2 separate regions of the Homo sapiens genome follow, and region 1 is linked to region 2. The links are chromatin contacts, found by Hi-C or POLR2A ChIA-PET in ENCODE. All regions are on one chromosome and are shown on one strand. The core of a region is the stretch at or near the end of the contact, and the rest is flanking DNA. Distances in the headings are between cores, read along the strand shown.

Region 1 (7,155 bases), core at 1,758-4,257, 350 kb after region 2:
CCCTCACTTCTTACATTTGACCATTCGCCACAATTTAGGGGACCCTGGCTGGGCCCAGGGGGCTGGGCCGCAGCATCCCAGGCAGGATGCTTCAAAGTCACTCACCTTAGAATGCAGCTAGAACTGGCAAATGCTCACCCCAGTTTCTCCACTGATTAAATGGGAGGACTGGTGCTGACCTGATTAATAATCTTTCTTTCTGGAATAATAATGAAAGATCTCTAAAGCCCTCCTCGTGAAACGTGATGCCAACACAGCAGGACCTGACTGTGAAACCAGTTCCCATGGCAGACAGCCACTGTAGAGCACAGGTCGCTTTCACTGGGAGCCACTCCTGGTGGCCTGTGTTGTAAGCCTCCTTCCCATTACATAAGAAGAGTGGCTCCTTCCCCAGCCGCAGCAGCACTGCCAGGCAGATCTCATGAACTGGTCCCTGAACTTTAGACCTTGCTTTCTCCGTGGTCACAGACAGACTGGCTCTCTTTAGAGAAAGCCTGTTCCTGCCTCCTTCCAAACTGCTGGAGTTCCCCTTTGCCATTCACAGGCTCACTGGTTTCAAAGGTGGTTTCTTTCTTTCTTTCTTTCTTTTTTTTTTTTTTTTGAGATGGAGTTTTGCTCTTGTTGTGCAGGCTGGAGTGCAATGGTGCTATTTCAGCTCACTGGAACCTCCACCTCCTGGGTTCAAGCAATTCTCCTACCTCAGCCTCATGAGTAGCTGGGATTACAGGCATGTGCCACCACACCCAGCTAATTTTTGTAATTTTTGTATTTTCTCCATGTTGGTCAGGCTGGTCTCGAACTCCTGACCTCAGGTGATCTGCCCACCTCGGCCTCCCAAAGTGCTGGGATTACAGGTGTGAGCCACCGTGTCTGGCCCTCAAAGGTGGTTTCTGTAAGGTAATTAAATCAAATCCAACTGAGTCATTTTCTGGTTTTCAAAAGCCATGAATGGCAGAGCAAAGCTTTTCAGAGACCTCTGGAGTAACAAGGGCACATTTGTCACACCCAACCAGTTTCCTGGTTGAAATGGAGACAATTATTGGGTGTTCATATTATAGTCAGCAATAGAGTGATATATTGACCACTGATAATATCACTTGACCTTCCCATTTCTGAGAAGTGCCTGGTCTGCCGTGTATAGCAAACTGCACTTACATAGAGGAGGCTAGGTGGTAGGAAAACATTTTCCCGATGCATTGGTCCTGAACAGTAAGCAATGCAGGTGATATTGATATTGCTGAGTTTAGAAGACTCTGTAGGCATTGATCTTCCCATCTGAAAAATGGGGAGGCAAGGGAAGATGATCTCCAAGTCCCTCCTAGGGTAAACAGGATTCTCTGAATTAGTGACAATCTTTTGGATTAAGTGGAAATGAACTCTGTGTCGATCTTTTGTTAGCAACTTGCCAAATGACCTATCTGGGCAAATGACTTCCTCATCTGGGCATTGGGCTTGTGTGTCGACTTCCTGCCCTCTGGTGTACATTCTTCTCCCTTCACTGGAGACTCTAGACTGTCAGAATGCCTGGGGGAGGGACTGGAAGCATCCGTGGGGCACCAATAGGTGTCTGCTGTTGCTACAGTGCAAAAGAACATTTCAGGGCAGGGTTAGCTGGATTTGTCCGTATTGCAGATGAGAGGGAGTTTTTAGGACCCAGTTCCAGCAATTTTTCCTCCTCTGCACAGGTGCCATGCATCACCTTTTCCTCCAATCTAGTCTGAACTAGATTCAAACTTCCCTTCACTCTCAAAGGGTTTCTCATGTCAGTGAAATTGCTGCTTCTGGGTGCAAGTTTCCTGTGCCTCCTACAGGTAACAGTCGACTGATGGTTTGAATCCAAGGGTCTCCCACTGACATGACTGCAGGGGTCAGGCAGTGTGTAGTCATTTCAGCGTGAGACTCTTGGATCCTTGGATCCTTTTGATTTACAACAAAGAAAAATGGGGCACCAACAGGCTGTTCCTATAAGGCATATGTGTTAACTGGTGGGGCAAGGAGGACTCTGTCCTCCTTTAGCATTTCTCCCTTTTGCACCCATTAAATAAGAGGAGAAAATGTGGCTGCCTGTTGGCTGAATATGACCTGTTGATATGTTTTATTTTGTCTACTTCCAGTTTAAAACAAACTCATATTTAAAAACTAAGAACATAACTTTGATTTAGTTGGCAACACATGTAAAGTCAAGATCTTAAATAAAAATTTAGATTTCCAGTTTTTCATGAAAATTTCTAGCCACACTGGGATCTCTATTTCTATAAGGTCACACCTAGCTGAAGCTCAGAGGTCGTTGTTCCCATGCAATGGTTCAGGCACTCTCCATGGTGACAGAACCCACCTGGCCCATTTTACTGTTTACTTTTTCTGCCTGGCCCTGGTGGTCATTTCAGTGTGAGACCCTTGGATTCAATTGATCAATTGACTGTCACCTACAGGAAGCACAGGAAGCCTGCCTCCAGAAGTAGCAATTTCACAGACATGAGAAACCCTTTGAGAGTGAAGGTAAGTCTGAAAGCATCGAGAGGGGCAAGGTTCTAGAGGGAGGTTCCATCTCAGGCCTTGGGCATCACACAGGTATTGGGCCAGGGCAGTGGGGCAGGCAGGCACCTGAAATTGAGCCCAACAGCACAAACGGGTGGTGCCCCAGGGAGGAGAACCTGCTTTCCTTCTCTCATGCCTTGGGTCAGCCCTGCGATTGCATCAAAGTCCAGGCCTCAGCATGACCTCCTAATATCAGCAGGGAAGTCTAGTTGGTACGTTCATCAATAAGGTAATATTTAACCTCCTATTTTTAGCTCTATTCATTTTTTTTTAAATTACCCTCAGCCTTCTTAACTATTAGAACCCATGAGTGAAGGATCATGCCCATGACTTCTTAGATTTTCATGCTCCTTATCTTTCACAACAGGGACCTTGGCTTAGCCAATATTTTCATGCCCTAATAACTGTAATCAAAGCTTGGCTTGGTCATATGGTAATAAATAGTTGCCCATCTGGGACAAGGCCCTGTAAAACACAGAACAGGAAATCCCACATCATTTGGAAAGTTGTACTTTTAGTTTCATAACTCAACTTTTGCTTAACAAAGATAGCTGTTATTGAAACTGAGCCTTTACAGCATAAGAAATGTACTTAAATATTTGTGAAAATCATGTCTTCATACAAAGTATTTTCCTATATGTCATCTTTTTAGAGTATCGCCCTGATCTGCTGAGGCAGGCAGAGATGTTATTATTATAAACAATTTATGAAAAAGAAAATTGGGGTTCAGGAAAATTTAAGTGACTTTGCTCATGTCTCACAATTAGGTAAACAGAATCATAACAGGTTCCTGAGGTTTCTGATTCTCCTTCCACAGATCTTTCCAGCCTCCCTCTGCTGCCTGTGTGTCATGGTGTGTGTGTGTGTGTGTGTGTGTGTGCACGTGTGTGTACAACACATACCAACACAGATGGATGCCAGTGCAGAGAGGCAGAGTTGTTGTTTTAATCTAGGAAAAACTTGCAAAGTCTTTTGATTTGGAAAAATAGCATATGTTTGCTTATAAAATATGTATGGTTACTTAAAATTAAAAAGAAGCACTCCATGAAAACTTAGAGAAAAGATTCCATTACATTGAGGGGATTATAGGACAAAAGACTTTATAAGCTTATTTTTCTTTATGGATTCAGGGCCTCTAACAAAATAGTGTTTTGATTAGTTGTTTATAAGAAAATGTCTATAACGTATGATGCTATGCAGGAAATGTTTTCCTTAATTGTTAAATATGTAATGACTATTTTCTATGTATAAAATATGCTAAAGAAAATTCACAAGTTCACAATTCTATTATTCAGCTACTGGTAGCAAATCTGCATCTATTTCCATAAGGCTTCATATTTCACCTAAACAACTCCATCCTCATTTCTTGTTGTTGTTACTTTATCAAAACAAACACAAAACAAATAGAACATACTAGACAGATTAGCAAGATTAGTTGCTTGGATAATGGCTGCCACTAGGAGTGGTATGTTCATCCTACCTCCTCCTTTCTCAAATTGAGATCATGGCTCTGCCTCTTTAACTTTCAAATCTACTCCACGGAGTTTGTTAGCCTTTTCTGCTTTCTGTTTTTTGCTTTGTTTTTGGCCAACTAGCAATGTATTAGAAACATGCTGAAAGCAAACTTGACTGTTCTATAGAATTATTTATACAGTTTTAAATATTTGACCAGTTTAAAATATTTTGAATCTTCAAAATGAAGACTTCTGTAAAACTTTGTGTGGAGATGGAAACTGTAGTGTATGTCTTAGGAAAATATTATTCTCATATAATTCTTATATAAATAATTCATACAAAATAGTATTCTTTATATAACTTATAAAGTAGAGGTGCTCGCTTAGTAGAAAAAATTACTTTGAAATGCCTAACACGTTTGTTTCAAATAATTATTTTGTGAGATTTAAAAAAAATCTAGATGTCATTTTTATGACATCTAGTGACCTTGTTTTAATCAAGTTTTTACAAAATCAAAATGCAATTTTAGAAAAACTGTAAACATCTCAACACTAAACTTGTTATTTTCAGGAAAGTGTGCTCTGTATTTGCTAGCTAAACATTTAGCCTTTTAACACAAAACTGGGGTTGGCTTGATCTGTGTAGGAAGTGACCTTCATTTACTACCCCTCCCTACTGAATTCTAGCTTAGTTTTCAGCTTCAGTGCCAAGTGTTCACAGTGTGAAGTCAGCTACAGAGTGTTAATAGTTCTTTCCTCATCATCAGGAACCAACAGGCTTTATATGATCATTTCTTCAAATTAAGTCTACAAAGAAAACGTTACCAAAATGTCCAGATTTCTTTATCTGCTCGTTTGCACCTCCTCATAGGAATCTTACTAATGCCAGCTTTAGCATTAATCTTTCTATGAGTTTTTTTTAAGTACACTTTAAAAATTCCTGATTCTGTGCATTTGATCATGTTATTTCCCCACTGGAAGGGTCCATTCTAGTTTTATTTTCCTGGTGGAAGCCTTCCCCTGTCTTCAAGCACCACCTCAAATCTCACTTTCTTCATCAAATTTCCCCAGGATAGGTGTTTCCTCTGGACTCCTATACAGTTTATGTCTAAATCATTATTTTGGCATTCAGCATTCATTCATTCATTTATCAGTTTTTAGGACACAAAGGTAAAGTAGGCAAAGATCTTTCAAGAACTTGTAATTTAATAGGGTGATGGCCTATACTTTTATTAATTCATTAAAAAATAAGCTCATTGCATATTAACATTGTTAGCATATTTGAAATGAAAAAATATTTCAGAACCAAAATATGAGTGAGAAGAGTGGCATTCTTTTTTCACTTTTAGTAAATGAAAATAGCCTAATAATTATGGCTTCATAAGAGAAAGCTGGACTCCTGGTCTGCTTCTGCATTCAATGCAATATCACAGATCATGTCACCTCTAGAAAAGTCCACTGTACACTCACGAGAAATGCAAATTAAAAGCAAATAACATAATTATATATCATTAGGTATTATTATAAAAATATTTTTTCCTTACTGGACTCCCTGGGAGTCTCAGTGTCCCCCAGAGGTCTCTGAACCACACTTTAAGAACTGCCAGTTTATGCTATACAGGGCTATTCACCTCTTTTGATGGATATTCTGTATTTGCTCTCTCATTAAATTGCTACCTCCACAAGCACAGGGATTGTGACAGGTGCTCAACAAAATGAATAGCTGCTGCTGCTGCTGATGATGGTGTTTGTGTGTTCACATTTAAAACCATATATATCCACACGTATATACATACCTGTGTATATCTATCTATCCATCTATCAGTTTATCAATCACGAGTGTTTTAGGGAGGTAAAGTTCACGTACTCGTAATACTGTTAAGTATTACTGTTAAGCTGTAGCTGGCTGTTAATAATTTGCGTAAAGGTAGTAACAGAGGTAATGTTAGTAATAAAGCTAATTACTCTTTCTACGAAGAAATTAGTCAGAAAGGAAATTCATGTCCATAGACAGGAAGGAAAACTAACAGTTGCACTTTGGCAAATTTTAAATTCCTAGGGCTTTTGGTACCACTTCATCATGTTCCTTTCCTGCTTGGTGACCGATGGCAGGTATGGTCAGATTTGCACGTGAATAAAACATACCTGGAAACCCCAGCCTTGAAATCTGCCATAGGAAGTTCATATTCTTTAGCAATTTCTCAGGTGAATTACATCAGGAAGCGCTTAACAGGTTCTTTCAGGAATCAGTATTAATATACCTTCCTTAAGGCTCAAAAAGAGAAACAAAATGTGCCCTGGCCACATATCCCTTCCTCAGAACATGCCATTCTTAGGCATGTCAAAGCAGGGCTGAGTCTCACATTATCTTTCTCCAATGTAAGCCTTGACCAGACTTGATTTGCTTCAACTTATACATTCAAGATGAAATGTAGCCACAAAGAGAACTTTAAAATCTTTTGGCACTTACAACTAAGTATTTATACATCAGTCTTTCTGGAGCTGATGTATTTCATTTCTATTTTGTAGGTGGAAAGAACAGGTTAGTACAGATTGAAATGATCAGACGCATGGGATGAAAAACCATAAACTTACACATTGTTAAAGCTCGAAGGAGTTTGGAGATTGTCTTGTGTGTCCAACACTCTATTTTACAGTAAGGATGATGAGACCAGAGATGTTAAGCAACTTGCCTGGGGACTGTGAGCTTTCTCTCTGAGTCTCTGAGCTGAAGGTCTTTTGTGTCCCGTTCTGTGCACCAGCCCAGTGAGTGGCTGTGTTGAGCCTTTCTCACAATCCAGGCTTCATCTCCCTTAAAGGCTGCACTGTACCGAGAGCACATGTTTAACATGAGGCATTGGGGACATGGTCTCTGCCGCCAAATGAGTGACAAGAGGTGCTTTTGCGTTGCTCTTAACAGGGCCACCATGCTTCTGAGTGAGGCTTTGAGCAATGTGTCCAAGAGATCAGGACACCGGGCAAGTGGTTCTCAGTGCTGGCTGCCCATTCCAACCTGCTGGGTTTGGTTTGCAAAATTCCAAGACTTTGGCCCCTATCAATGAAGTGAGAACTGGGGAAGGGGATATTGTGAGCATCACACTAGGTAGTTCTCGTGCACACAAGAGCATGATCTGGCCATGCTCTTTTCTCAGACCCTTGGTCT
Region 2 (7,178 bases), core at 1,804-4,303:
AGTGAGCTGAGATCACGCCACTGCACTCCAGCCTGGGCAACAGACCCTGTCTCAAAAAAAAAAAGAAGTAATCAGAAAATAAATCATTATTATATATATATATATATATATATATACACACACACACACACACAGAGAGCTATCTACCAATCTGCCTATCTGAGGCTCACATGTACATATAACATGTGAGCATTTATATAAGTATGGGGCACTGCATTTCTCTTCCCAAAACTCTCTCTTGGATCGATAGTCTTTCACTGGGGACTCACTTGAAGGTTTAGACATTGCTGGTTGTCTTCTCCCATTTTAGTCCCCAAAAAGGAATATTTCAACAGATCTACAATTTTGTTCTAGGTCTAAACCCCTAAGAGTGAAGCTGTGGGGCCTGGGGGTGGGAGGGATGGTTGGCCTGAGCCTACAGCCAGGGGGATGGGAGGGTGGGGGAACAGCCTCTCTTGGTGGGGGACCACTGCTGCTGTGAGGACAACCTTCATTGCCTCAGAACCCATTTCAAGGGCTTCTCAGTGACCATGAAATCTTGCCGTGTCCCTGCTAACACCACACACTGTGCATTCTTTTGACTAAGATCTGCGGCCTAGTGCTGTGGCCTAGGTGCTGTGAGATTTCTTTTTTTAAGTAGTAAGTTTATGGTGTGGTTACATTTGAAAATTGCAGCTTCAAAATACATCAAAGTTCAAACGCGCATCCACAATGCTACCGTGGCCTGGAGTGGAACCCTGCAGCAGAGCAGCCCCAGGCACGGCCCCGCGTTCCGCCCTCTCTTACCCCTCCCAGGCAGTTCAGAGCAGCCCCTGGGGCTCCCACTGCTGCGCTGGCACAGTGGGGCCACCGCCCGGCTCACAGGGGCAAGGTGAGGTAGCAGAGCCAGGAAATTTGATTCTTTTCACTTTCTTGTGAGGAGATACTTTATTCCTGAAGAATTCTAGGGTGTAGAGAAAGCAGAGGAAAGACAGCATCCGGGGTGAAATACCACCAGCCAGGCGGACCCAGCCAGATGTGCCAGACCCACTGGTCGAGGGGAAAGTGAACCGGGTGTGCTCCAGCACAGCCAAAACCCTCTTTGGGGTTTTCTGGCATGGGGATAGCATAATTCACATGGCGCAGCGATTTAAAAAAGAAAAGAAAATTAGCCTCCCCAGACTAGAATCCTCACCTGTCACCTACCTCCCACTCTGCCTTTCTCAGCATAGCTAATGTGAATTGTGTGCTTTCTGTGCCAGGCCCTATTACATACAGTCTCTCATTTCACTCTTATATCCACATAGGAGCTCAATTTTACAGAAGAGGAAACTAAGGCACAGAGAGGTTAAGTGGCTTGTCCAAGGACACACAGCTAGAGCACGATAGGCCTGGGATTTGAATGGTCTTCCTGGCTCCAAAGCTCATGCTTCCCACCTCTGGTATTTAGGGACCATAATCCCATTGGAATCTCTCTAATGGCATCAACCCTCTCAGTCAGTCAGAGGGCCAAATGGAAACAGAAAATATTTCAGGATCTCTTGTAAGCCTGAAAGAATTGCTTAAGAGATGTTAGGAAGGCAGGAGTGCTGGTGCTGCTTTTCTGCATTTTGAGTTCTGGTTGGGCATTTGTTGCCAGGGACAGTCCCCTTGGTGCAAGAAAGGAAGCACCCAGAGGAGATTTGCTGCTGGAAGGGCAGGATGTATGTGCGTGTCTGTGTGTGACCCTGCCACCCCCAGCTCAGGATGGAGAAAGCCAGGGATTCTTAGCAGGCAGAGAGACTGGTTTAGTTGCTTTAGCTGCCCGTAATTTGAACTCCTCAACACCATTTCCACTTCCATCCAAATCCACTTACACATGCTGCTTGAGTCCTTCTAACTTTATAAGCATAAAGGCATAGATGCTGGAACAAAAGGCTTTCTGCAACCCTTCCCACCCACAGGAAAGGTCTGGTGTGGGCAATTGTGCCTTTGTTTGGCTTCACCTTGCTGTGCCTCCAAGGACCCCACCAACTACGCATTGAACTTGCACTTCCTATTCACAGAGAGTGCAGCTCTCAGTAATCCACATTAAGGCTTTTGGACTCAGTTCTGCATATTGTTCCTATTTTACATCCTACCTCATCAACGTGAGGCCATTCCTCTCCCCTGAGGAGTGACTTTGGAAGAGTGTGACTGGCAGGGAAGCTGAGAGCTGAAGAGTCATGCCCAGGATGGAACTTAGCTATAGAAAGCCTTTCATCTGGCCGTCTCTCAAAGCCCTGAGGGCTATAATTAATCCTCACAACACCTCTGCCTGGTAGGTAAGTGTGATCGCCTCATTTTTATAGATTGGACAGGGAGGCATGGTACTATTAAGTGACTTTCTTCAAGGCAGCACCTCCCTCAAAGAGCTGGGACTTGATCATGGGGTGATTCTACTTCTGAAGTGGGGGGAAGAGCAGACAGTGATACCAGGCTGAGTGAGCAGGTCAGGCCCTTGTCACCTGACCACCCTTCCCTCCTCAGTACACCAGCACACCCTAAATGTGGCTACTAGTAGGGGGTTTCAAAAGCGTCTCAAAGACTTAAGAAGTCAAAGGGAGGGTGAGGAGTAGAAGAGAAAGAGAATGAAAAGCAATAAATAGCCCAGGCAGAGGTTAGAGGTTCTCTCTGACTTCCTGTAAAGTATAATCCGACCAGCCACATGTGAGAGAAACCAAATGTCATGCAAAGCAGTGAAATTGTCACCCTCAGGATGCGGGGCGGGGGGCCCCTGAGACGAAAGGTCAGAATAATCCCTTCTCTAGCAAAGCTGAAGTCCCAGCACTATTTTTAGAAGCTCCTAGAATTTGCAACCTATTTTTAGGAACTCCTAGAATTTGCCACCTGCTAAGATATAAGAAGAGCCAAAGAATTAGAGTTCATCACCCTGGAGTGTACAGTCAGCTCTCTCCACCTTAGCCGATGGGCTTCTGAGAAGGGTACGTAGAACAGATGTTAGTTAAGTGAATCACCTTGAACACACTCCCAATGGTTAAAGGACTTGGGTGGAGAGCCAAGGTGAAGAGCCAGTCATCGCCCTGCCTGTGCAGCTTAAGTTTAGTCTAGTGGTTAGGAGTAGAGCCTTTGAAGTCATGCAGACCCGAGCTCTGACCTCAGCCCCACCTCCCACCGTAGCCATGTTGCCTGGAAAAGTGGCTTGACCTCTTTGAGCCTTAGTTTCTTCATCCATTAATTAGGGCTTGCCATGCCCTCCCTCTCAGGGTGATTGTAAGAGTTCCTTATGATCATACTAGTTCCTGGTAAGCATTCAATGAACAGCAGCTATTATTACACTCTTAAGTTTTATGTGTTGTTTTTTTTTCTTTATTAAAAGGATATCTTTTTTATTTATTTATTTTTTTGAGACAGAGTCTCGCTCTGTTGCCCAGGCTGGAGTGTGGCACAATCTCGGCTCACTGCAACTCCGCCTCCCTGGTTCCAGCGACTCTCCTGCCTCAGCCTCCCAAGTAGCTGGGACTACAAGCACATGCCACTACACCTGGCTAATTTTTGTATTTTTTAGTAGAGACAGGGTTTCACCATATTGGCCAGGCTGGTCTTGAACTCCGGACCTTGTGATCGACCTCCCAAAGTGCTGGGATTACAGGCGTGAGCCACCGCACCCTGCCAAAAGTGTATCTTTCCTAGCTGACTGAAGTGATGATTGGAGAACTCAATTTCCCTAGGATTCTAAAACATACCATTCCTCTGAGCTGGTTTAGAGCGCCCTCTAAATCCAAATCTATGAAACACGATTGATTTTGCTTGGCCTAGAAGTGCCCTTGCTCATGTCCCTGGGGAAAAGCACAGATCAAGATGGCAGCCTACATTGTTTCTGGGCTGATCCAGACAGTCACTGAGCTGAGCCCACTCCCTTGGTTTCTCAAGAGGACCAGCACTATTTGTCTCATAATAGAAGTTCTGAAGTAATGGTTGAACATTTTTCAGTTACCCCCTTGAGAATTTGATAAATATTATAGCTCTCTCTCTCTCTCAAAAAATGCCTGTGTACACAAAGTTTGTGCCGTTGCTTCTCATTATTCGTGGTGGTTATTCTATAAACTCACTTGGGACACTGAATTAACAAATTCTGAACCATCACTCCAGGGAAACATATGGTTAAGTTCCTGAGAGCCCTGGTCACAACATTTTCATCAACTGATCAATATATAACCTTGTGCCATGTGTGTTTCTGTTTAAAGATCCCTAATTTTATACATATTGTTGATTTTGTTAACATAGAACTCACAGCCAACAGCACCATTCATGCCCGAAGGAAGCTTATCTAGCCCATGGATTTTCTCCACAAGGTATATCACAGCCTTCTTGCACTTAGGAACATGAGATGCACCTCCGCACTACACTCGGAGGTCATTGTAAATGGTGAAATCACTAACAAAATACATAAAGAGGAAAAAAACATGGCTTTGAATAGACTGCGGAAAGTCACTTGTTTACAGCATGAGTGCTGCGACAAGAAGGCAAAGTGTCACCTTGTTCAACCTCAGCTGGGAATGTGCATATTAGGTGACTCGAATGTGCTGCTCTGCATCTGTGCATGTCTGCAGATGACTGCAAATGCTTCATGAGTGTTGATTTGGGGGTTATAAAGTTTAGTGAGTAGATAAATTTGCAAATACAAAATCTGCAAATAATGAGAGTTGACTGTATATAGTTTGGGTATTCGAAGCCCATGAAAGCCAATTCTATGGGAGTTGGGACAAAGGGAAGCATTTTATTTTTTGCAACCCATGGGAACCTATTTAAAGTAGGAACGAGTAGATGTCTTTCTGTAAAGGTATAGGCATCCTTTACCAGGCATTTCTATTCTTTTTTTTTCCCCTGATATTTTATACCTCTGAATTTTTCTCAAGACCTGGTAATTAAAATCAGGCATCTGAAAAAAGAAACATATTATTATAAAAACTAAGAATATTTGGTGCTTTCTTACATTTATTATTATTGGACTTAGCAGTAAAAATGTTTTTCTTAAGCAAGCCTGATTATCACTCGTGAAAAATATGCATATATAGGCTGGGCACGGTGGCTCACACCTGTAATCCCAGCACTTAGGGAGGCCGAGGGGGGGGCGGATCAAGAGGTCAGGAGTTCAAGACCAGCCTGGCTAACATGGTGAAACCCTGTCTGTACTAAAATTACAAAAATTAGCTGAACATGGTGGCATGCACCTGTAATCCCAGCTACTCGGGAGGCTGAAGCAGGAGAATTGCTTGAACCTGGGAGGTGGAGGTTGCAGTGAGCCGAGATCATGCCACTGCACTCCAGCCTGGGCGACAGAGTGACACTCTGTCTCGGAAAAAGAAAAAAAAAAATGTGTGTGTGTGTGTATATATATATATTTTTAAATATATATTTCTATATATAAATATATTTATAAATATATAAAATATGTATACAAATGTATACATATATGTATGTATATATACACACATATATACACACAGATACAGAAAGATGGGAAAGAAACAGGAAAAAAATGAATAGTGTTAGGGTGGTAGAATATGAAATCTTTTTTTCTTTCATAATGTGCTCCTCAGTGTTTATGTTATGTGATCTCAGACATAAATTAACAACAAAAAACTTCAATGAAAACAATATGTCTGGAAGTAGAAAAAGACTAATGAAAATATATTCAAACACAGGAAAATTAATAATCTTTAATCATTTATTCCTTGGAAATCCATCCACATTGGCAAAAAAAAAGATTGAGCTCCGTCTCACCGATTGCTTCTGTTTTGCATGATTCTCTGAGGGCCATGTTATTCATTTCCAGAGTGGACTTCAACATTCTAAGCCCTTTAGGGGCTTTCATTCTGGCAGACACATGATGCTAAGACAGAAAATAGACAACCATAATACTGCAGTCAAGAAGCAAACGGCCCAGATAACTAGTACATCACCAGGGTGGCTTTGGGAACATGTGATTTTAGGAAAATTACCAAGGAGAAGGTCCAGAGAGAAATCGCCAGCAAGAGTGCATGTAAAGTAGTCTATAATGAGACAGGTTGGACACAGGCGTGGCCTATAGCCTTTGAGCACCTGTTGTGCAATTCACATGCCCAAGTGCTTTTGTAAAATTCCCGCTGAAGGCCTCAGCAATCAGCCAGTCCAGGTTTTAGTGAGCACATTCTATATGCCAGTCTGGACTACATGTGGCCGATACCTAGACTGGCTTCAAGTCACTCTCTGCTTGGGAAGTCCCGATTCAGTCATCAGAGAAGCACCCACTATGCAAGAGAACTGTAAGAAGCAAGACCCTGAGCTCCTACTGGTGCCAGCCCATGGTCTAGGCTCTAGGGACAGGCTGCTGAACAAGAGGAAGTTCCTATCTTCGGGGGCTCAGACATTGTCTGTGGCAGAGAAGGACGATGAACATGAAACTGAGTAAATAAACAGGATCCCTTCAGACAGAGATGAAGTGCTGTGAAGGAAATAAACAGCAACATGATGGAGAATGCTTGGCCTCTGCAGGGGTAGCATTTGAGCGCTGGATGCTGGAAAGTGAGCCAGCTGTGGCAATATCTGGAGGGAGAGTTCCACTGGCAGAGGGTCTGTGGTGTATGTGGCAGATCAGGAGGAAAGCAGTCCACAGGGAGAGAAAGACACCAATAAGAAAGGCATCCTCTAGGGAGGTAGAGGAGGTGAAGTAATGCTGGACTTTGTGCTATAGGCTGCAGTTGCTGCTACTTTACCTGTGCTCCTGTAAAGACATTGCTAATCTAACCTTGCCTTCTCTGCCACCAGGCCCAGTGGCACCTCTCAGGCAGGCACTACCAATCAACTGGAGTTGATGAGTGAGGTAAAGACTGTTTCTCATTGTACTATAAACGTTAGGAAGCCTTTCAGGATTTTGAGCAAGGGACTGTCACAATAAAGGCAGTGTTTTAAGAAAGATTAATCTGACCATGGTATGCAATATAACTCGGAGGGAACTGAAGTGGATGTTCCTGAGGCCACTTAAAAGAAAATAGTAATTGCAGACATTATTTAAGCACCTACTACATGCTGATCCTTTATTTATTTTCATCAACCTCAAACGGTAGATATTGTTATCCCTTTTGAGCAGATAAAGAAACTGAGGCACAAAGAAGGTGTCATTTGCCTAAGTGGAGAAACCAAGAGTTAAACCTGAGTCATCGGTTCCAAACCCGCTT

The links. Hi-C counts contacts between places; a loop is a spot of excess contacts on that map. ChIA-PET counts read pairs that join two places held with the same protein, here RNA polymerase II (POLR2A). Pooled maps may share reads with other maps.
Region 1: a pooled map shows a loop between it and region 2 (5-fold over the local background). The contact joins two enhancer-like sites. A Hi-C loop is called at or near these places in 3 of 37 single-sample maps with no recorded cell type and 4 of 50 pooled maps. POLR2A ChIA-PET finds 5 or more read pairs at or near these places in 1 of 52 experiments (activated CD4-positive, alpha-beta T cell).

What each region holds. Positions count from the first base shown.
Region 1 is chr6:105,787,648-105,794,802 of GRCh38, reverse strand. No RefSeq gene overlaps it. Among named protein-coding and RNA genes, the nearest start is that of LINC02836, 160 kb to the right of the region's middle. Within about 2 kb of position 3,007, at least 3 of the 41 ENCODE cell types and tissues checked have a DNase peak (open chromatin) inside an H3K27ac peak, as active enhancers do.
Region 2 is chr6:106,137,391-106,144,568 of GRCh38, reverse strand. No RefSeq gene overlaps it. Among named protein-coding and RNA genes, the nearest start is that of PRDM1, 55 kb to the right of the region's middle. RefSeq lists a silencer at 701-995 and an enhancer at 2,741-2,790. Within about 2 kb of position 3,053, at least 6 of the 41 ENCODE cell types and tissues checked have a DNase peak (open chromatin) inside an H3K27ac peak, as active enhancers do.